Regions from separate parts of the Homo sapiens genome. Here region 2 is linked to region 1. A link is an interaction called in ENCODE POLR2A ChIA-PET data of the cell type or tissue named here. Cell type or tissue: HCT116. All regions are shown on one strand. Each heading gives the region's core, and the rest is flanking DNA. Links, peaks and the distances in the headings are about the cores only. Region 1 overlaps MED12L (mediator complex subunit 12L). Region 2 overlaps MED12L (mediator complex subunit 12L).

Region 1 (12,399 bases), core at 1,995-9,994:
GTAACATAAAATGTAATAAGCATGTTCTGATGGCTTTAGTGAGCAAATGAACAAACGGCCTTGGCAAAGGAAGAAATATCAGGGGTACACAGGAGGCAAAGGTTACACTATATAAACAGCAGATTTCAATAAGGGGAAATCAATGATATCAAATGCTGCAAAGAGGGTCAGGAAATAGGATAACTGAGAAAAAGACAACAGGCTTAGAAATTAGGTCCCTGACAGCTTCTGAGAAGTGTGGTGAGTGTCAAACTTTAAATGCTCTGGGTGATGACAAAAGATAGGGGGTGGGAGGAGGATTCCTTCTTCTGGGTGAAGAAGAAAGTGAGATTCTCCTTGACTGAGCCTAGAGAGGGCACGGACAAGAGTGCCACAGGAATGCAGAACACAGATGAGACAGTTATTTGTAAATTATTTTAGTAACATAAAATGTAATAACACAACTATAAATACACGACACATAAATACTATGAAAACCGCATAGGCGATCACATTGACACCAAAAAAAAAAAAAGTGTTAAACATTAAGGCATGAGAGATTAAAGCAGCAAGAAAATGGCTTCAGTAAGTTTAAAAATGTATAAATGATTACATACATCTATACTATTTTCTATTGATACAGAATCAGCTAGAAAACAAGTATTTATCTCATAGAAAAAGATCCAGAGCACTGTGTATTAAAGCTTTTGATGTCTGGACTGAAAGGAAGGAAAAAAAATATATAAAAGTTGTACCTTTATAAGAACTGAAAAAAGAAGAGGAAGAAAAATGCACGTCATAAGTGGGTACTGATAAAAGCATTATTTGAAGGCAATCCATTCTCCATAGATATTTCTATTCCTAATTATGAAATAATTTAAATATACAAAAACAGAAGTGCAGACACTAATGTTGATAACACCAATGTACCAGTCACCAGTGTTAATAGGCAGTAATATTAGGCATATTTGATTCAGAATTTAAGAAATAAAATATCACAGATACAGCAAAGTCCAACCACCCTACCACTTATAAGCTCCCACTTGTAAGTTAAAACACGAGGTATTTGGTTGGGTGTAAGGAGGCTGGACTTGCTCCTACTTCCCTCCCCAGGAGTAGGCAATGTTCTTTTCTTTTTTTCTTTTAGGTTCAACAGTTACATGTGCAAGTTTGTTACTTGGGTATATTGTGTGACACTGAGCTTTTGGGCTTCTAGTGAACCCATCACCCAAATAGTGAACACAAAACCCAAGAGTAAGTTTTTCCACCATTTCCCCGCTTCCTACCTCCCCGTCTTTGGAGTCTCCAGTGTCTACTGTTCCCATCTTTGTGTCCATGTGTATCCAATGTTTAGTTCCCACTTATAAGTGAAAATATGTGGTATTTGGTTTTCTGTTTCTGTGTTAATTCACTTAGGATAATGGCCTCTAGCTACAACCATGTTGCTGCAAAGGACATGATTTCTTTTGTATGGCTGCATAGTATTCCACAGTGTATATGTACCATATTTTCTTCATCCAATCCATCATTGATAGGCACCTAGGCTGATTCTATGCCTTTGCTATTGTGAATAGTACTACAATAAACATGTGAATGAAGGTGTCTTTTTGGTAAAACAATTTGTTTTTCTTTGAGTATATACCTAGTAATGGGATTGCTGGGTGAAATGGTAATTTTATGTTTAGTTCTTTGAGAAATCTCTACACTGCTTTCAATAGGGACTGAACTAATTTACAATCCCACAAGAGTACATAAGTGTTCTCTTTTTTCTGCAATCTCACTGACATCTAGTTTTTTTTTTTTTTTGGACTTTTTAATAAAAGCCTCAATGTTGTAAAGTTAGAATATATGATTTACAACCAGCACATGTTCCATACTGCCCTAGGCCACTGAGATTATTACTCCATGCAGAACTTAACCTCTTTCTTTCCAAAGAGAATCTCATGACTTTTTAGGAACATTCTAAGTAAATATAAGATGATCACAATCGCCACCTCTCAAATAGGTATAAAATACCAATTTACATTTCCAAGAGACCATAAAGATGGGAAGATTATGATGAAATGTAATGAATAAACTTGGGCAAAGATCCTAGATTTCAGGCCTACTTGGAATATAATTTTTCTTGTCTAAAGTCCCGACTACAACAAAAATATTTTACCATCATCACCTTTATTAAATGTCTCCTGGGCACAGGATCTGGGGGAAAAAAATGATGCTAACTCAAAGAGTGGTACATGGACCAGCAGCATATCATGCTTTATTAGTCCATTTTCACACTGCTGATAAAGACATATTTGAGAATGGGCAATTTACAAAAGAAAGAGGTTTACTGGACTTATAGTTTCACATGGCTGAGGAGGCTTCACAATCATGGTGGAGCACATCTCACATGGTGGCAGACAAGAGAAGAGAGCTTGTGCAGGGCAACTCCCATTTTTAAAACCATCAGATCTCATGAGACCCATCCACTATCACAAGAACAGCACAGAAAGATCTACTCCCATAATTCAATCATCTACCACCAGGTCCCTCCCACAACACATGGAAATTAAGGGAGCCACAAGATGAGATTTGGGTGGGGACACAGAGCCAAACCATATCATTCCACCTCTGACCGCTCCCAAATCTCATATCTTCACATTTCAAAACCAATCATGTCTTCCAACAGTCCCCCAAGTCTCAATTCATTTCAGCATTAACTCAGAAGTCCACAGTCCAGAGTCTCATCCCAGACAAGGCAAGTCCCTTCCGCCTATGAGCCTGTAAAATCTAAAGCAAGTTAGTTACTTCCTAGATACAATGCAGTACAGGCATTGGGTAAATGCAGTCATTCCAAATGGGAGGAACTGGCTGAAACAAAGGGGCTACAGGCCCCATCCAAGTCCAAAATCCAGCAGGACAGTCAAATCGTAAACTTCCCAAACGATCTCCTTTGACTCCATGTCTCACACCCAGGTCACGCAATGCAAGAGGTGGGTTCCCATGGTCTTGGGCAGCTCCACCCCTGTGGCTTTGCAGGGTACAGCCTCCCTCCTGGCATTGAGTATCTGCAACTTTTCCAGACCAGCGGTGCAAGCTGTCAGGGGATCTACTATTCTGGAGTGTGGAGGATGTTGGCCCTCCTCTCACAGCTCCATTAGATGGTGCCCCAGTAGGCACTCTGTGTGGGGGCTCCAATCCCACATTTCCCTTCTATACTGCCCTAGCAGAGGTTCTCCATGAGAGCCCTGCCCCTGCAGCAAACTTCTGCCTGGACATCCAGGCATTTCCACACATATTCTGAAATCTAGGCGGAGGTTCCCAAACCCCAATTCTTGACTTCTGTGCACTCGCAGGCTCCACACCAGGTGGAAGCTGCCAAGGCTTGAGGCTTGCACCCTCTGAAGCCATGACCTGAGCTCTACAAGGGCCCCTTTCAGCCACACTAGAGTGGCTGGGATGCAGGGCACCAATTCCCCAGGCTGCACACAGCACAGAGACCCTGGGCTGGGCCCACGAAACCACTTTTTCCTTCTAGGCCTCCAGGCCTGCGATGTGATGGGCTTGCAGTAAAGACCTTTGACATGCCCTGGATACATTTTCCCCATTTTCTTGGTGATTAACATTCAGCTCTTTGTTGCTTATGCAAACTTCTGCAGCCGGCTTGAACTTCTCGTCAGAAGATGGGATTTTCTTTTCTATTGCATTGTCAGGCTGCAAATTTTCTGAACTTTTAAGCTCTGCTTCCCTTATAAAACTGAATGCTTTTAACAGCACCCAAGTCACCTCTTTAATGCTTTGCTGCTTAGAAATTTCTTCAGCTAGATACCCTAAATCATCTCCCTCAAGTTCAAAGTTCCACGAATCTCTAGGGTAGGGGCAAAATGCCTCCAGTCTCTTTGCTAAAACATAACAAGAATCACTTTTGCTCCATTTCCCAACAAGTTCCTCATTTCCATCTGAGACCACCTCACCCTGGACTTTATCGTCCATATCACTATCAGCATTTTGGGCAAAGGCATTCAACAAGTCTCTAGGAAGTTCCAAACTTACCTACATTTTCCTGTCTTCTTCTGAGCCCTCCAAACTGTTCCAATCTCTGCCTGTTGCCCAGTTCCAAAGTTGCTTCCACATTTTCAGATACCTTTTCAGCAATGTGCCACTCTACTGGCACCAATTTACTGTATTAGTCCGTTTTCACACTGCTGATAAAAATGTACCAGAAACAGGACAGTTTACAAAAGAAAGAGGTTTACTGGACTTACAGTTCCACATGGTGGGAGGCCTCACAATCATGGCAGAAGGTGACAGGCATGTCTCACATGGCAGCAGACAAGAGAAGAGAGCTTGTGCAGGGCAACTCTCGTTTTTAAAACCATCAGATCTCATGAGACCCATTCACTATCACAAGAACAGCACAGAAAGACCCACCCCCATAATTCAATCATCTCCCACTGGCTCCCTTCCACAACATGTGGGTATTACGGGAGCTACAAGATGAGATTTTGGTGGGGACACAGAGCCAAACCATATCACGTGCCAAACTCCAGACATAATGGAATCTCAGTCCTCATTTTAGCAAGATCCCAGGTAATGTGTATGCACATTAAAGTTTAGGGAGCACTCACTGGTTTAAAGAATTCAGAAATATGAAAACCTAGACTAAGGCAGAACCAAATCCAACCACCATTTTGCTAAACCTATCCTCTTCCTATCAGACCACATGGCTTTCAGGTGTTATCTCTGCAAAGTCCACACATTAGTCTCATTACACTGGTGGTAATCAAATGAGGGCAATTTTGTCCCTCAGAGGACATTTGGCAAAGTCTAGAAACATTTTTGATTACCGCAACTTGGGTAGTGGGTTACTGGCATCTAGTAGGCAGAAGTCAGAACTGCTGCTAAACATCTTACAATGCATAGGACAGCTCCCAAAAATAAATAATTATCTGGCCCAAAAGGTCAATAAGACAAAGGTTTTTAAAAAACAAAACAATTAAAAAAATCCACCTGCAATTAGACTTATGATTTCATGGCTAAGATGAATTGTTATATTCAGTCATTTGATAAATTGATTCGATCATCCATATCCAAGGGGGGGGGGGGGGTAATATAAACCAATAACCAAAACCACTTCATGCCCAAGCTCTCAGAGTTTAAGTTTCCCACAAGAGGCTGCAACCAAATCAATAATCAATAATGACAACAAATAGCAAGTATAGTGAAACAACAAATGCACATGTTGAAATATTTCACAATTACACAAGCTGAATTTAAGAAGTAAGTACAGACATATTTTCCCAATAAAAAGTCAGGTGCTCACTTAAATCTTTGGTTTTTTGTTTTGTGTAATGCAGGATCTTTAATGAAAAAACACTTGGGCCACTTCAAGACGACAAACGCTCACTGGGCAAAACACCTTCACTGAAAAGAGACCTCATATTATGCAAAAAAAATCTTAAAAGGTAATTTTTTAAATCCCTCAAGTATTATCAAGAGCTTTGTTAATTTCATCGAAGTGCTATGAAGAAAAAATTCTTTTCTTCACAGAAGGAATTACAGCTCACAATTAGGAAGGTGGAAGGTGTTCTAATACAAGAGGAAAATAGGTCATGGTATATAATTACACAGATGAGTAATGAACTCAGAGCTGACTAAGCCTGCTTTTATTAAGATGAACGTATTTCTGGAGTGAGCAATGCTTTGCACAGCCTTGTATCAATTAAATTCTGTCCAAAGAGAGAACCCTGAGGTTATCTGTAATACATGACAACTTGAAAACACTTCATGCAGCACAATCCTAAGATATTACACTGCACTAAGGGACAAGTGCACTCACTATCTAAATCAGATTGAATCTTTGGCATTGACATTCTTTCTACACAATGCTCCCACTACACTTTAATAACTGTCTTTGGGCCTCATAAATCTCATTCTGCCATGTTCTTTAATTATGTTACCAAAGTCTCCAAAGTGACAGTAGACAATGTAGGCTAAAACATTTCAGACCACTTCATTCTCATATATCTGGATTTGTGAAACAAGGCAAAATTTCACTGAAGAAAATTTCAAGACTTACACTATTACAGTATACCCCCCCTCTTTTTTTTTTTTTTTTTTTTTTTTTTTTTTTGAGACTGAGTCTTGCTCTGTCACCCAGGCTGGAGTGCAATGGTGGGATCTCGGCTCACTGCAACCTCCGCCTCCCAGGTTCAAGCAATTCTCCTGCCTCAGCCTCCCAAGTAACTAGGATTACAGGTGTATGCCACCACACCTGGCTAATTTTTTTATTTTTAGTAGAGGCAGGGTTTCATCATGTTGGCCAGGCTGGTCTCAATCTCCTGACCTCGTGATCCACCCACCTCGGCCTCCCAAAGTGCTGGGATTACAGGCTTGAGCCACCGTGCCCGGCCACAGTATTCCTTTTTAAAAAGTTTAGCTATATATATGAATCTTTCTTAAATGTGATCTCTAGAATTTAGGAAGCATTGTTTATATTCCTAAAGCCTCAAGGTTAACATAATGACAACTTTCACAGCAGAAATTCAGTGATAATACCAGAAGTAACTATCAATGAGCAGGGCTCCACAAACAGACACCTACACAAACTGGCTCACCAGACTGCCTGCTTATCCAGTAATCCAGTTAATCATCATCCAGAAGTCCTGTTCATCTTTTAATTTTTTTCTGTTGCCTATCTCTCCTCTTTAATGGACTGGCATGAGCTGGTAAGAAACAGTGAATCAACTGAGAAGTGGGCAGGGAAGGGAGGGTTGCTGAGCACACTAAAAGCTTCTTTTCTGATTCTTTTGGTTCTTATTTATTTTTACATTTTTGTATAAAATCAGCATGAGAATAAAACGATTTCCTTCATTTGTGAAAGATTTGAAGTTTCTGTAGGTCCCTGTATGAGGACATTAAATCATCTCAATCTGTACTAAAGATAAGGAGAGGAGACTGAGTAGATATCACGAGGTCCAAATGATGCATGTCTTTTTTAATGATTTTGTCCTGATTTTCATCCAACACATATTCCTGCCTTTTGGTCTCAATATATAATTTGGTCTTACTTGCCTTAAGAGAGCTTCTTTTCCACACATCTCTCAGTCTATTACTGCTCTGATCTGCCCTACAGAAAAGGCTGCCATGCTCTAAGACACTTGAACCCGTAAGACAGTATGTTCTCACCATTAACCCCACTGCTTTTAAAAAAAAATCAATATTTAAGAGTTCAAAAATTACTACCAAGAGTATCTTGGAATTTCTCTTTAGCTTGTTCCTTTAGAGTGTTCCTTTAAGATGAAGAAATCTGTCCTGGCATGAGCCTCTGCTGTATCAAACCAGACAGTGGCACAGGGTAGCAGAGGCACCCAACCAGCATGTCTAAAACCTCCCACCCTAAACTGGAGGCTCATCTGCAATTGCATCAAAACTGCCAAAATAGCAGTGTTTGGGGAAAGGGCGCAGGTAAGCTGTGTGCATTCACTCCATTTCAGGAGGCAAAGCTGCTCTAGAAGTTTACCTTGGTCAGTCAGTCCCTTCCATCCAACTCAAAGTGGTGGGAGCAGTGAAGGGGAATGGTGTATATCACCAGGGCATACACATGCAGATTCCCAGCAACCTGAGGAATCTGAGAGCAGAGTTCTGGACCTGCAGCATTAGGTCACATGCAGAAATACTGCAGCTCAAAAATACAAAAGACACAAGACTCTGAGAAAATAATTTTATAAGGGTTTCTATAAGAAAAGGAATTATGTCTCTCATTAAATCATTTCTGGGATTCACTATTTCTATAAATAGTGGCTTCTACAATATTTCTAAAAGGAAAGGAATTTGGCTCTCATTAAATTATTTCTGGGAAATTATTCAATATTTCACCATATAACTATATATTACACAGTTATTATTTCTGTTTTCCAAAATAACAGCTACAGTTTTTTATATTTTAAACTCAAGTGAATCCCACAAGTACTCAGTACCTACCATGAGTATGACACCACAATGGCCAGGCGCTGGGGGGTTGTGTGGCTTAGGACTGGGAAACCAAATTAGACCTGGGAATACAGCAGCATGCATTCTCTCAAGCTCTGCAAGACTGGCATTTAAACCAAAATGCATCTAACTGTCAAGAGACAGTTACCAGACAAATTAGTTACCAGCCACAGACTCTTAGTCACAGTAGACAGCTAAAAATGGAAAATGTGCTCCCCCTCCCTTATCTTTTAAAATATGAAACAGGCTCATAAGGAGAAAGGCGATAGAAGACCTACAAAGAAGCAAATGAGTACAAACCCATCATGCCCAGAGCCAAGCACACAAGGCTACAGGGAAGAGGAAGAATAGTGCTAGTGAAAGGTTTTGTGGAGGAAGTGATTTGGGGTACTCATTCCTTCTATAGGAAGTCCATAGACTGGCAAAATCAAGTCTATCAATATTTCTAGTTTTGCCATAAAGCAAAAGGAAAGCATATGGGAAAGGAAAATACGCAGAAACAAGATATTCTTGTGTAGGAAGCAGCACACAAGTTTACATGGATGTACTATTTTTTATGTGGAATGTGACTGTATTTCATATTCCATATTTCAAAATATCCCTTTGTCATGCTTAAATGTATCAACCTAACTTGTCATTCACTGTGATATGCACTGTGCTGGCACCACAAATACAGATGAAAAAGATGCATTCTCTGACATCAAGGTACCCACTGTTCCCACAATCTTTCTTTCCCTTGATCCCTGAATAAATCTTAAGAGCAAGGATTCATGCCTTGTATTCCCAGAGTGCATATTCATTTATTTCACAAATATTTTAACTATCTAATGCCCTAAATATTATGCAAAGAATTCAAGAGTAAAAAAATGACATGATCTTTCTCCTCTGAAGGAGCTTGTAGTAGTGGAAGAGACAAACAGCTGGAGAGAGGAGTGTTGATAGGAGAAAGACACAGGATGATAAGCACACACTCAACCCACCCCAAACCAGGCTAGGAAAGTTGAGGTTTCCTAAGGAAAGTGACAGCTAAGCTGAGGCCTTGAGGATAAAGAGAAGTTAGCCAGCCAAGAAGGTATGGAAACAGTTTTCCACACAAATGAAAGTCTGTGCAAAGGTCCAGGCTGAGAGAAATCACAGAACCTAAAAGGAGGCAGATGGGCCCAGGACAGCAGGAACTCAGTGCTGGGGGTGGAGGAAGCAGGAGGCAGAACAAGAAAGGACTTCAACATTACAGACTTAGGGCATTCTCCTGAGGGCAAGGACAGACTACTAAAGGGTTTTAAGCAGGATAATTGGTACTGTTCACATATAAGATGGGCAGTAAACATCTGTTCCGATATATCAAATAACCTTTTGAATTTAATTCTAGTCTTCCCTCTGCCCTAAATCAACACTTCCGACATCAGTGAAGAATATACAGGATTCCTAAACAATAGAAGTTCTGGATAACACCTAGCACAGCACTGTGCAATAAAACCATAATGTGAAACACATATGTAATTTAAAATTTCCTAGTAGCCAGAGTCTTAAAAAGTAAAATTAAGTTAAATTTAAGAGTAATAATATATTTTATTTAATAGAGCATTTGTAGAATATTACTTCAACATGTGATCAGTATTAAAAATACTGAGATATTTTACATTTTTTCATTCCAAGTCTGCAAAGTCTAGTGTGCATTTTATACTTAACAGAACATCTCAATCTGGACTGGCCATATTTCAAGTGCTCAATACCCACACATGGCTAGTGGCTACCATACTGAATAGTACAGATGTAGAATGTACTTTGGGAAGCATTTCTCAGAATGCTTAAAGTACTTTTTATCATTTGTTTGTATTTGTATTCTAATTTATTAAAATAATGCAAATCAGTTTTTCAATGGGAAAAAAAAAAAGCTCAATATTGAAAAGGTACCCATAATCCCATACCAAAAATACCGGTTAACATTTGAATGTATATGTTTGTTAGACACTGTCTTCATGTCCAACATATATGTAGAATACACTTTTCTAAAAGTAAGGTCCGTCTGAATAGCTCTTAATATGTAAACATTTATAATGATTTTTATGAATCCATAAAAATTTCTCTTTTAGGAAAAAACAATCACATTTCCAACATAGGTTTTAAAAAAATACATTACACATGGGATTCTGAATAAAATAAAACATTAATTCTGCTTTTACAGTTACTACCTTTTAAGATTATACCTAAATGAGTATTTCCTAGAACTCTGGAGTTTTATAGGGAACCATTATTATTTTAGGGGCATGCTGGTCTCCGTATTACCTAGAAGTTCTCAGAGACTGCCCTGCTGCTCCAGTTTCTCTTTACTGCCACCTGTCTGCTCCATTCTTCCCTTTTCATTGCCCAAAAAAAAGGAAGAAGGAAGAGGAGGGAAAAGGGAGGGGGAGAGGGGAGAAGGAAGAAAGGAGTGGGGGTTGGTGGGTAAAGGGGGAAAGAGGGAGGGAAAGGAGAAAAGGAAGACCAAAAGAAAGAAAAGGAAGAACAGAGGGAGGGAGGGATGAGTGTCTAACTTACACAGAGTAAAAAGGTGGCTTCAAAAATTTGGTAGGTTTGACTATATTCATTGCCCTTTGCCTTATTACTCAGCAAATGTCTTGGAGGCCATAAGTGCCCTATGAGTGACCAGTTCACACCTCTTTTCAGGCCTCTGCCTTCAGAAGTTACAAGATGATCAATTCAACCTCCACACAGCCTCCAGATGAATCCTGCTCTCAGAACCTCCTGATCACTCAGCAGATCATTCCTGTGCTGTACTGTATGGTCTTCATTGCAGGAATCCTACTCAATGGAGTGTCAGGATGGATATTCTTTTACGTGCCCAGCTCTAAGAGTTTCATCATCTATCTCAAGAACATTGTTATTGCTGACTTTGTGATGAGCCTGACTTTTCCTTTCAAGATCCTTGGTGACTCAGGCCTTGGTCCCTGGCAGCTGAACGTGTTTGTGTGCAGGGTCTCTGCCGTGCTCTTCTACGTCAACATGTACGTCAGCATTGTGTTCTTTGGGCTCATCAGCTTTGACAGATATTATAAAATTGTAAAGCCTCTTTGGACTTCTTTCATCCAGTCAGTGAGTTACAGCAAACTTCTGTCAGTGATAGTATGGATGCTCATGCTCCTCCTTGCTGTTCCAAATATTATTCTCACCAACCAGAGTGTTAGGGAGGTTACACAAATAAAATGTATAGAACTGAAAAGTGAACTGGGACGGAAGTGGCACAAAGCATCAAACTACATCTTCGTGGCCATCTTCTGGATTGTGTTTCTTTTGTTAATCGTTTTCTATACTGCTATCACAAAGAAAATCTTTAAGTCCCACCTTAAGTCAAGTCGGAATTCCACTTCGGTCAAAAAGAAATCTAGCCGCAACATATTCAGCATCGTGTTTGTGTTTTTTGTCTGTTTTGTACCTTACCATATTGCCAGAATCCCCTACACAAAGAGTCAGACCGAAGCTCATTACAGCTGCCAGTCAAAAGAAATCTTGCGGTATATGAAAGAATTCACTCTGCTACTATCTGCTGCAAATGTATGCTTGGACCCTATTATTTATTTCTTTCTATGCCAGCCGTTTAGGGAAATCTTATGTAAGAAATTGCACATTCCATTAAAAGCTCAGAATGACCTAGACATTTCCAGAATCAAAAGAGGAAATACAACACTTGAAAGCACAGATACTTTGTGAGTTCCTACCCTCTTCCAAAGAAAGACCACGTGTGCATGTTGTCATCTTCAATTACATAACAGAAATCAATAAGATATGTGCCCTCATCATAAATATCATCTCTAGCACTGCCATCCAATTTAGTTCAATAAAATTCAAATATAAGTTTCCATGCTTTTTTGTAACATCAAAGAAAACATACCCATCAGTAATTTCTCTAATACTGACCTTTCTATTCTCTATTAATAAAAAATTAATACATACAATTATTCAATTCTATTATATTAAAATAAGTTAAAGTTTATAACCACTAGTCTGGTCAGTTAATGTAGAAATTTAAATAGTAAATAAAACACAACATAATCAAAGACAACTCACTCAGGCATCTTCTTTCTCTAAATACCAGAATCTAGTATGTAATTGTTTTCAACACTGTCCTTAAAGACTAACTTGAAAGCAGGCACAGTTTGATGAAGGGCTAGAGAGCTGTTTGCAATAAAAAGTCAGGTTTTTTTCCTGATTTGAAGAAGCAGGAAAAGCTGACACCCAGACAATCACTTAAGAAACCCCTTATTGATGTATTTCATGGCACTGCAAAGGAAGAGGAATATTAATTGTATACTTAGCAAGAAAATTTTTTTTTTCTGATAGCACTTTGAGGATATTAGATACATGCTAAATATGTTTTCTACAAAGACTTACGTCATTTAATGAGCCTGGGGTTCTGGTGTTAGAATATTTTTAAGTAGGCTTTACTGA
Region 2 (12,399 bases), core at 1,573-9,572, 200 kb before region 1:
CTCTTACAACAGCAACAAAAGAACAAAAAAATATATTTTCATTAATTCTAAATAAAACTTGAATTCTAACTCTAAAAAAAATTAACATTCAATTTCTTCTTTTCAAAAAAAAAAAAAAAAAGCAATGAATCAAATCCTACTGCCTTCAACATCTGCCACATTCAGCCTCCTCTGTCAAGGCTTCCCAAACTTCTCTCACCTTCTGACCTGTTATTATTTCGGTTGAATTATGTTCCCTAAAAAAGACATGCTGGAGTCGTAACACCCAGTACCTCAGAATGTGACCTTATTTAGAAACAGGGTCTTTACAGTGGTAATCAAGTTGAAATTAGATAATTAGGATGGGACCTAAACCAATATGACTGGTGTCCTTATAAAAAGTGAAAACGCATAAGGACTGGTATCCTTATAAAAAAGTAGACACGTATATGCACAGGGAGAATGCCTGCGAAGGTGGAGGCAAAGCTCAGGGTGCTGCTTCCACGGGCCGAGCGATGCCAAAGAGTCCCAGCGAGCCACCAGAAGCTGGAGGAGAGGCATGGAACAGATTCTCTCTCACAGCCCTCAGAGGGAACCAACAACCCTGCTGACACCTTAATCTTGGATTTCTGGCCTCCAAAACAGACAGTACATTTCTGTTGTTGAAGACATCTAGTTTGCGTACTTTGTTAGGGAGTTCTAGCAAACTAATACAATGCCTCCAGCTCTTCTGTCAAAAATTCAGCAACCGTAAACTACTTTCCACAGGCAGTGCTGCCATTGAGCCACTTCCTATGATTCTAAGTCCTCTAGTGGCAGGAAGTGATGTTTCACTGGCACGCTCTATAACATCTGGCAGGGTGCTGGTCTCCACCACACACACGACTGCAATCACTTCTGCACTACCCTAAGAAAAAAGCATTTATTGAATTCAACTGTGAATGTCACCAGATAGCAGCAGGACAAGTCAGGGGATGGGGGGCAATGTGTTACCATTACCACTTTGATACAGCATGAATCAGAACCCCAAAACAGGAAGAGTTCACTTATCTTCAACAGCTACCTTACCACCCTCTTCTCTAGCAAAGAAAAAAACAAAGAATGAAGAGCTTTGGCTAGTACCAAGAACTGAATCTGCTGGAGATGTTTATAAAATATAAATAAATATATTTATAATACATACAATGCATCTTAGTGGAACTATTAAGAAAAAGAAAAATACCGAAAGATAAAAGGATATATAAAAATTTTCTTGCCAGGCATGGTGGCTCATGCCTATAATCCCAGCACTTTGGGAGGTCCAGGCAGGTGGATCACTTGAGGTCAGGAGTTCGAGACACCTGGCCAACATGGTGAAACCCCATCTCTACTAAAAATACAAAAATTAGCCTAGTGTGATGGTGCGTGCCTGTAATCCCAGCTTCTTGGGAGGCTGAGGCACAAGAACTGCTGGAACTCGGGAGGTGCAGGTTGCAGTGAGCCAAGATTGCGCCACTGCACTCCAGCCTGGGTGAGAGAGCAACACTGTCTCCAAACACAAAGAAACAAAACAAAAAAAAAAAACACAGTAAAGCACAGGAAGAAGCATGATTGGAAAACTAGTGACAAAGAAATTTGGGGAAGAGGTATGTGGCTGGACCTCTCTGAGTGGTTGAAAACTGTGAAGATATTTGTATTCCATGTGAGTGCTCGCCAATGGGTGACCTCAGCAGAGGAAGATTTTAATAATCAAGTGGATAGGATCACCCATTCTGTGGACACCACTCAGCCTCTTTCCCCAGCCACCACTGTCATTCCTCAATGGGCCCATGAACAAAGTGGCCATGGTGGCAGGGATGGAGGTTACGCACAGGCTCAGCAACGTGGACTTCCACTCATAAAGGATGACCTGGCTACGGCCACCACTGAGTGCCCAATTTGCCAACAGCAGAGACCAACACTGAGCCCACGATATGCCACCATTCCTCAGGGTGATCAGCCAGCTACATGGTGGCAGGTTGATTATATTGGACTTCTTCCACCATGGAAATGGCAGAGGTTTGTCCTCACTGGAAGACACTTACTCCGGATGTGGGTTTGCCTATCCTGAACACAACGCCTCTGCCAAGACTACCATCCGTGGACTCACAGAATGCCTTATCCACCATCATGGTATCCCACACAGCACTGCCTCTGACCAAGGCACTGACTTTACAGCTAAAGAAGTGCAGCGGTGGGCTCATGCTCATGGAATTCACTGGTCTTACCATGTTCCCCATCATCCTGAAGCAGCTGGATTGACAGAATGGTGAAATGGCCTTTTGAAGTTACAATTACAATGCCAATTAGGTGACAATACTTTGCAGGGCTGCGGCAAAGTTCTCCAGAAGGCCGTGTATGCTCTTAATCAGTATCCAATATATAGTACTGTTTCTCCCATAGCCAGGATTCACAAGTCCAGGAATCAAGGGGTAGAAGTGGAAGTGGCACCACTCACCATCACTCCTAGTGATCCACTAGCAAAATTTTTGCTTCCTGTTCCCACAACATTACGTTCTGCTGGCCTAGAGGTCTTAGTTCCAGAGGGAGGAACACTGCCACTAGGAATACAATGATTCTATTAAACTGGAAATTAAGATTGCCACCTGGACACTTTGGGCTCCTCCTACCTTTAAGCCAACAGGCTAAGAAGGGAGTTACAGTGTTGGCTGGGGTGACTGACCCGGACTATCAAGATGAAATCAGTCTACTATTCCACAATAGAGGTAAGGAAGAGTATTCATGGAATACACGAGATCCATTAGGGCGTCTCTTAGTGTTACTATGCCCTGTGATTAAGGTCAATGGGAAACTACAACAGCCCAAACCAGACAGGACTACAAATGATCCAGACCCCTCAGGAATGCTTTGGGTCACTCAACCAGGAAGAAAAACACGACCTGCTGAGGTGCGTGCTGAAGGTGAAGGGAATACAGAATGGGTAGCAGAAGAAGGTAGTCATCAATACCAGCTATGACCACGTGACAGTGGCAGAAAAGCGGACTGTAACTGTCATGAGTACTTCCTCCTTTTGTTAAAAACATGTTTGTGCAGGTATACACTTGTACTAATATCTTAATTTTATTTCCTTTTCCTTTATCATGTGACATAGGATTTACTGACTTCATATCAGGATTTAAGCATTGTTAACTTTATGTAATAGTATTTGGGTTGGGGATTGGTGCGTTTCCGGTTGCAGGAAGGATAGTTGTATTATGTTAGCTGTAATTACGACCTTACTATTGTCTTTATTTGAAGATTATGTCTGATCTCAGGAGGTGTGTATGGGCTCAAGTAGACAAGGGGTGGACTTGTGATGGTTAATACTGAGTGTCAACTTGATTAGATTGAAAGATGCAAAGTATTGATCCTCGGTGTGTCTGTGAGGGTGTTGCCAAAGGAGATTAACATTTGAGTCAGTGCGATGGGGAAGGCAGACGCACCCTTAATCTGGTGGGCACCATCTAATCAGCTGCCAGCGAATATAAAGCAGGCAGAAAAACATGAACAGGAGAGACTGGCCTAGCCTCCCAGCCTACATCTTTCTCCCGTGTTGGATGCTTCCTGCCCTCAAACACCGGACTCCCAAGTTCTTCAGTTTTGGAACTTGGACTGGCTCTCCTTGCTCCTCAGCCAGCAGACAGCCTATTGTGGGACCTTGTGGTCATGTGAGTTAATACTTAATAAACTCCCCTTTATATATACATATCTATTCCATTAGTTCTGTCCCTCTAGAGAACCCTAACTAATACAAATACCAACTGCTAAATGCAGAAACATAAGAGTAAGAAAAATCACCATTTTGTACCCATTACAAAGTAAGAACTAGTGTTTGGTAGTACAATAGGGCAACAGTGGTTTACAATAATTTACTATATGTCTCAAAATCACTAAAAGAGTAGAAGTGGAATACAAAGAAACACAAACAACACGAAATAACACAAAGAAATTAGAAATGCTTGAAGCGATTTTGGGTACCCCAATTACCCTTATTTGATCATTACACATTGAAAGCTTGTATCGAAATCTCACGTATCTGTACATAAATATGTACAAATATTATGTATCCATAATTAAAAGAATTAAAAATTAAAAAAAAATAATTTTTCCACATCCATAGTAAGAATGAATTTAGGCAAGAATAATTTAATAGATGCTAACAGTAGTGTGTGAAGATTTGATGAGTAATGACAGATTTATCAAACTATTCTCATAAATTATTAATTGCAAAGGGAAAATAATAAGTTCACAGTGGGGAGATCTATCAGACACAAGACACACAAAAGGATTAAAGTAATATCACCAACAATGTATATCCTAATGCCATACACTGAAAAGGACACAATGGCACCTCTAATGTTGCCAAAAATGTATAATCTGAATCTAATCATGATTAATCTAGGCAGATAAATCAAATTGAGTAGCATTCTACAAAATAAACATTCCATAGACCTTAAAAATGTCAACTTCATGAAGACAAAAAGGCAGCTTTGGAGTTGGTCTAGATGAAGGCGAGTAAAAAGACATGAAAGCCAAATGCAAAATGTGATGATCCTGAACCAGGGGAAAAAGAAAATCAATGCAATAAAGAGCATTAATTTGTCTATCTGCAAAAGAGTTATAGGTTATAAAGCATTGTAGTAATGTTCAATTTCCTAATTTTAATAATACCCAGTTTTTATAAAAGAATATCTTTGTTTTGGAAAAAAAAAAGTGAAAGTACTTAAGGGTAAAGAGGCACATGTATGTTTAAATGGCAGTAGGTGGGGGGAGTGAAAGAGAGAATAATAAAGCAAATGTGACAAAATGTTAAGAATTAGTAAATCTGGGTAAAGGGCTTATGGAAATTCTTTGTACTATTCTTGCAAATTTTCTGTCATTTGAAATTATTTCAAAACAAAAGGTGTATCTCGTTCTTGTACGGGACACTAGACTCAGCTAACAGTGGTGCATCCAAAGGAATCTCTTCTACAACATTTGCTAAGTAACAGCCAGTTCCTGCTAATACACATTGGATAGGTAGGCAGGCAGTGCAGTTTTACATACTACCTCTACTTTAAGAAGGTTTTCTGAAGTAGATTGCAGTAAATGTCACAAACATATATATATTTTTAAATCAGAGCTGGAAAAACTAGATCCATAATTAAAAAGAATTAACTTAAAAATGGGGAATAGGCCGGGCACAGTGGCTCACGCCTGTAATCCCAGCATTTTGGGAGGCCAAAGTGGGTGGATCACCTGAGGTCATGAGGTCAAGACCACAGTCTGGCCAACATGGTGAAATACAAAATTTAGCTGGGTGTGGTGGCAGGTGCCTGTAATCCCAGCTACTTGGGAGGCTGAGGCAGGAGAATTGCTTGAACCTGGGAGGAGGAGGTTGCAGTGAGCTGAGATCGCACTGCACTCCAGCTTGAGTGATCGAGTGAGATTCCGTCTCAAAAAAAAAAAAAAAAAAAGGCGGGGGGGGAGCTGGGGGAGCGGAACAAACTGGCTTACGCAGAGTTTGTTAAATGTACTATGGATGCCCTATTCCAGTTGACCATGTTCTGGTCAATCTGATTTGGACGCAGTTCTTTAACCACCTAACTCTACTCTGATCCCTCCACATGTACTATCTCTATACCACGTTGTTCCCCCTTTTCTACAAGTTGTGAAACCAGCTAGTTTAAAAATCCTGTGCTGAAGGCAGTCTACACTAGTGTTTCTCAAAGTGTGAGACATGAGCGGTCAGCCAGCTCATCGTAGGTAGGGCTCATTCATGCAATTCACATCACTCAGTTAAATGGAGATTCCCTTCTAAATTATTTTTGTATTTACTTTCACAGATATTTCCAATATGTGGCAAGTGATATAATTATGGATGGTAATGATAAAATGCTTCTTTGAAAACTACATTTATTTAAGCAAATATAATAAGATGACAGTTTAAAAAAAAGTAATTAATGAAACAGGAATATGGCTGTTGTAAATGACTGAGGTTTAGAAAACTTTGATGGCTATGCATATGACATTTCCAAATTTGATTTATGAAGCTAGAGAAGTGAACTATCCGACTGTGAGTTACATGAAAACTCTTGCAGCAAGTGCTAACTGAATGAAAAACAATTTCTTATTGAAGATAATAGATAATATTTTAGAAAGTGCGCCCATGGTTTTTGAGATTATAGTAAAAATCAAAGTATGGTAAGACACTCTTTTAAACATACATAGTAAATCATCGTTTTATCATTGTTTAGGAAAAAAAGACCACGTCTCAATGTAAAAAATTTTGTCTGTGGAACAGTCCGAAAAATTTTGAAGAATAATGGTATAACCTACTGAATCCCAAATATTTACTTGTATCTTCCTATGAAAATAAATATACCAACTACAATGACAATAAAACTCTAGTAAAGTTCTAGGAAAAATTTTTAGGGTATACTTAGGCTTTGTCGATTCTTAACAATCTTATGAACATGAACAATGCAACCTGCTTTTAAAGAAGAAACCCACATGTCTGATTCCAAAACAACAGGCCTTACCAAGGGCTGCTGGGGCTGCATTGCTTGGAGACCAAGGGTCTGACTCTGGGACTGCGAGGACTGCTGGGGCTGGGGAGGCTGCTGGGGCTGGGGCTGCTGGGGCTGCTGCATCTGGAAAGAGGGTAAAAATGTTATACACTTAAAAGGAAGAAGAAAACAGCATTGCTGAATCTGTTTCCCCCATATACCTTTTATCTAATTTTTATGTTGTAGTAAAAACAATATATACCTGCCTGCTGCATCTCTACCTTGCTGAACCTCATTCGTCCTTTTGAGGGCAAGACCTAAACCTGCTCATCCATGAAGCCTTCTAGGACCACCCCAACCCTACGGATCTCTTCCACTGGCAGTCAGTACTGCTGTCTATTCCACACTGCGCTGTCCGGGGCCATCCCTTCTGCTTACTGTTTTAATTCCTTTCATGTCCTTTGTCCTTCCGCATGTTTTATCCCTTCTTACACTACAGGTTGGACGGGGACTGCTCAGTAGTAATCCTCTCATTCTTTATGATATCTGGCAGAATTCTTAAAGGTTTTTTTTTGTTTTTTGTTTTTTTCCAAAAGGAAGAGGCAGACTAGTCGCCATGACACCTTCTGGCATAATTTACATCAGAAATTCAGAAATCATGTCAGTAACAGGGTTGGCTCAAACACACAGCTCTTGGAAAATGCTTCCAAGTCACAGAAAAAGCACAGACCAGACATCCACAAGGTGGGACACAGAGGAGAGAAAAATATTAATAGTTGTTTTGTTTTGTTTCAATGACCTTTAAAATTTCCTCCACCCAAACACTTCATCCTGATAATGATGACAGTCTAGACATTTCTTCATCTTTTGTACTTTTCCAACTTGGTTTGCATACTATCCCCTCAATTACTGGTCTGCTTTACAGCCAACTAATAAATAGCTATTGCCATATGGCATGTCTCACTAAGTGACAATGCTCATGGATCTGGAATCCTAGCAGAGGTCTGGGTAGCATGATCCCAACAAGAACAACGCAAGTTGGACCCAAATCACAATGACTGCAATATGATTCTCCAGTTAGCCCTCTAGAACCTCTTCTAAGAAAAATTAACCCAACTTCATCATTATTAACTTTTTCCTTTACAGAGGTGGCCAGTCACCAAAAAAGAAGTATAATCCTGTTGTAGAAGCAAATCACTTATCTCCAGGGAAGAATGTGTTGATGATGAAAAAATTACCAGAAGGACATATTATGCTAATTAGGATAAAAAGTACATATGGTCTAATAAGAAAAGGCTTTCCGTATTTGCAGCCTTGAAAAACACCAACATAAGATTTAAAACTGGTAAGTAAACAAATAATGTGGTAACTTTCCTCAGTGATTTGGAAATGAGAAATTCTAAACTAGAGCAAAATATAAATTATCAATCCTAAAAAATTCTGAAACATAGCCTCAGAACTTGGAAAAAATGATTTAAGAAAGTGAGTACTCATAGTAATGATAATAGTCATAACATTAATCGTAAAATTATCAAATGAGTGGTTTACTTGAATATTCTTATTTAATCCTTTCTACATATTTAAGAGATAGGTACTATAAGTATTTCCATGACAAAACAGGATTAGAGAGCTTTTACCATTGGAAACAACATCTATACAATGACTGAGATTGCTATCTGAAGGCCATACTCTCCTAATCGGTTACCACATGTTATCAATTTTGTGATACAACTTTTTTTTTTTTTAACATTTTTAACAGGTCACAAATTGGGATGGAACTAATGACATCTTACTACTAATGGCATCTTATAATTGGGAAGCCCAGTTCCAGAGGGTGTGTTGGCTTTTGCCTGTCACCTGGGCACTACCAACCAGAATTTTGTGGATCACACTGAATTCAGACTCAAACCCACCGGAGCTTGTGGTTCAAATGCTCAGGGGAGATATTTGTTTCTCCCCTCTATCCAGTGTCAAGGATAAGACATCCAAGCTCCTTTGTGTCCCTTTCTGCATGGCAGGTTTACTTCTCACTGACCTCATACCGAGTTGAGAGTACAGCCCTTGGGCACTCCAGCTCTACTAGATTCCTCATTTTTGGTGTTCTGTTCTTGGTAGTATATAAAGTAAGTGTGTATCTCAAGTTGGACTGCTGATAAGATTAGAGCCCACTGTACAGTCTCCTTAGGAAATCTCCAGTCCAATAACATAGGACAAGCTTGTTAATATTGAAGACAAATGACACAGGTAAACATAATGGCCTATATTTTTTAAATAAGCAAGTCAGAAACAAGAACATATCAAGGAAGCTGCGTGTGGTGGCTCACACCTGTAATCCCAGCACTTTGGGAGGCCGAGGTGGGCGGATCACTTGAGGTCAGGAGTTTGAGACCAGCCTGGCCAACATGGCAAAAACCCGTCTCTACTAAAAATACAAAAAAATTAGCCAGGGGTGGTGGTGGGCGCCTGTAATCCCTGCTACTCAGGAGGCTGAGGCAGGAGAATCACTTGAACCCGGGAGGTGGAGGTTGTCCAGCCTGGGTGACAGAGGGAGACTCCGTCTTAAGGGGAAAAAAAAAAAAAAATGTATCAAGGGGAAGAACCCTTTATCTAACTGACTTAAAATGTACATCAAATAAGTGAATGACAGTTCTCTGGATTCTAACAAAGACAAGATGAAATATCCTTTGAAACAGTCTATGTTCCTCCCATTTCACAGCCTTATCAGACCAGAGGTGTTATAGAAATGTTTTTAGATTGCAGAATGCTCTAGGAATCTGATGAAAGCTCTGGATGGCTCAGTTTTTTGTTTTCACATTTATGACACTTTTAAAAAATTTGCATGGCTCCTACTTAAACAGAGACTGGGTAAGCTGAGGCCAACTCTATTAAAGGCATCCGTCTGCCCTCCCAAACCTTTGTGAAATGGGAAGAATGTTCTGCAAAACGTACTCTTCTGCCCATAACCTGGTAGATACACAGAGAAAATAAAATTCTTGCCAAGTTGTAACTAAATTGTACCAATGTAGCTCCTAGCATCAAATCCACAGGGATCCTTGGAATCTGGCAATTGACAACTATAGTGTTTTTCATTTTTTATGACTGTTGCATATTTGCACTGTCTGAAGGGTGATGGCATTGCCCTCATCTCCCTGCCCCGTACCTGGAGGAGTCTCTGCTGCTGTCGAACTTGCGGCTGTCTGGGTCTCATGGGATCCTGAGGCAGGGGCACGGAGGGAAGGTTTGGATGTGCAGAAGTCAGCACAGCATCAATTCCCCCGCCCACCAGAGGGCTCTGCTGTAGAGCCTGATGGTTCAGTCTGGCAAAGAATAATGCAACTTGGTTCAGGCCCAAGCATAATGTCAAACTTTTAATCAGTGCTACCAGCACATGACATACACCAACCAAGAAACAATCAGTGCTCAATAATCCTTTGCACAATTCAAATAGACTAAAGCCCAGTGGTTAAAATAATAGATGTGACCACTTGAAAAAGTACAGCAAGCACATGACTTAAGGTAAAATTGCAGTCATGCAATAAATCACTTTTTAAACATTTAATAGTTTTTAACAACGAGGAATATTAATTGAGCATTTACTTTGAAGCAGGCACTGTACTAAAGGTCTGAAATGTGTTACTTCATTTACTCCCCACCAGAGAGCCCTTTAAGGTCAGCAGTTTCGTTATCCCTACTTTAAAAATGAAAAAACAGAGCTAGAGGTAACTTATTAAGAAAGCAAATGGCACAGGTGGGATTTGAACCCAGAACTTTTGGGCTTTGAAATTCAAGTTTGTGGGCCATGCTATGCTGCTATTTATTATAAAAATTGTACATACAATGCACATTTTCCAAATTATTATCCAAAATATCTATTTTCTCAAATGTGTTACCATCAACCTTGCTAACTTTCCAAAGAGCGATTACTTGGAGTCGTCATGCAGCCATTGATGGTAACAGATGGGAGCTGTGCTGCTATCCACTAGATGGACACGTTTTACATGATGCTGCTAAGACAGTACTATCCAACAGAACTTTCTATGATGGCTGCAATGTTTTCTCTCTGCGCTGTCCAATAAGATAACTACTAGCCACAAGAACGAACTGCATAATTTTGGGGTCTCAGTGAATAACGAAAACACAAGGCTCCCTGATCAAAACTTAGTAAGAATTTCCACAGAGAAACTGCAGAGCATTAAACTAAGCATGAAGCCTTTTTAAACACAGGCCCTTCTAAACACAGTGCACGTCACACACCATTGAAGCTAGTCCTGCTGGCCACATTTGGCTACCACTGAACACTTGAAATGTGACTAGTGTGACTGAGGAACTATATTATTAATTTAATTTTAAATAGTCTAAATTTAAACAGCCACAGGTGGCTGGCAGCTACTACAACAGACAGTACAGTTATACACTCTAAGGGATCTAATTAAACAAGAACAGAAAAAAGTCTATCATAATCCTGTTTTGCCAAATATCTTTGAGGTGGAAAAGGTAGAAACTAAGTTATAACAAAACTCTCATGTGCACCATGCACAATTAGTATTGCAATCACACATTTTATTGCTCCAATCAACAAATTGTAGTAAGGCATTCCTAACAATAATCAAGAGTTTTCTCTGTTAGATATGTTCAGAGAATTTTTAAAAAAGAAGAGGAAAAAAAAGAACACTGAAGCAAACACACTATCACGTAAAGACTGTTACACTCATGTCTTGGAAGACATGAGTCAAAACTGTAAGGATCTTTAATGAAATAAACAAGATGGAGCATTCTTTATGTTGAACCTCTATCTGGATACTACTAAAAACGAGATGACAGAATGCAAATTATCTGCAAATATGCAAGCTCATAAAAACAATGATAAAGTACCATGCCCTATAAGAAGCATAAGAAACCCGAGAATGTGACTGTTCATTATTGCCATCATCATTTCCACATGTATCACCTCTGAGAGCCAGTCAGGGGCTGCAGGTACGGCGAGGCCTGCTGCTGAACATAGCCACTCGGCTGCTGCTGAATCTGTCTGAGTCTTTCCATTAGCACGGGGTTGGAATGTGCGGCCGGATAGGCTCTGGAGTTATAGCTGGGAGACAGGACCACACTGCCAGCCTGCTGCTGCGATGTCTGCTGCAAAGGCATCTGTGTCCCATACATTGTATAGCCCTGTGGCATGGTCTGCAGGTAGGCACAAGGGAAGAAGTCAATGTTTCAACTTATCACCTAGCTTTCCCATCACTACGATATATGGGGCAAAAACAAACCCATGAGGACTCCCCTGAAATTCACTGTTTTCAAAGGTTCTCATAACTCAAAATTTGAGGAGGACTACCCTGGATGCAGGGAATATGGTCAGAAAAGCCACAGAATGATCTGGCTGTGTAATGACTCACCAGAAATGTCAACTTAAAAAAAATGAATCCTCATTTAGTTAAACTGGCTTTTAAGATTAGCTGCTTATTTTTAGAGAAGGGCATGTTTCTATATAGAAACAATCAGGCAAGCATCTAAATCTTCAGTGCACAGATGACACCAAAGTTCAACAGATGAAGTATTATTAATATCATTTCCAAAATTAGAAAAGCTACCCATGCTCAAATGTAAATTAAAATAATGAAATACACTTTTCCAGTATGTGACTACACCTCTTCAGGTCTGATAAATGTGTGTGTAGTAACTAACCAGTTCCAAAACAATAACAAAAAACTATTAATACCTTAGCCAGGAATGGTGCAATTGGTAACTGTTCATTATCCTCTAGTACGGGCTGGACCTAGTTTGGCACTCTACTAATAATGTGAACACTTAATTTACCTAATGAATATTAATATACAAGTACCTAGTTCTTTGTGTATTGTCACCTTATGGAAAAGAGAAACCTGAAGTTCTGTTGGATCACTAGGTACAATTTATA

The links. ChIA-PET counts read pairs that join two places held together with the same protein. Peaks named below come from ENCODE experiments on the same cell type or tissue, not always from the same donor. Only the 100,000 strongest peaks of a DNase experiment are listed, where the experiment ranks them.
Region 2: POLR2A ChIA-PET joins it to region 1 with 7 read pairs; 2 of 35 experiments call an interaction of 5 or more read pairs at or near these places.

Annotation. Positions count from the first base shown.
Region 1 is chr3:151,212,562-151,224,960 of GRCh38, reverse strand. All of the region lies in intron 16 of MED12L (mediator complex subunit 12L), which reads right to left. It overlaps P2RY14 (purinergic receptor P2Y14), which reads left to right. Exons shown (of 3, transcript NM_014879.4): 2 at 5,319-5,426; 3 at 10,621-12,399. The coding sequence starts at 10,645. The coding sequence ends at 11,661. Among named protein-coding and RNA genes, the nearest start is that of GPR171, 16 kb to the right of the region's middle. In HCT116, for the core only: no CTCF peak of the experiment used is centred there; a DNase peak (open chromatin) is centred at 5,690.
Region 2 is chr3:151,410,542-151,422,940 of GRCh38, reverse strand. MED12L (mediator complex subunit 12L) reads right to left here. Exons shown (of 45, transcript NM_001393769.1): 41 at 11,434-11,663; 42 at 9,646-9,802; 43 at 6,519-6,629. Among named protein-coding and RNA genes, the nearest start is that of P2RY12, 32 kb to the right of the region's middle. In HCT116, for the core only: no CTCF peak of the experiment used is centred there; no DNase peak of the experiment used is centred there.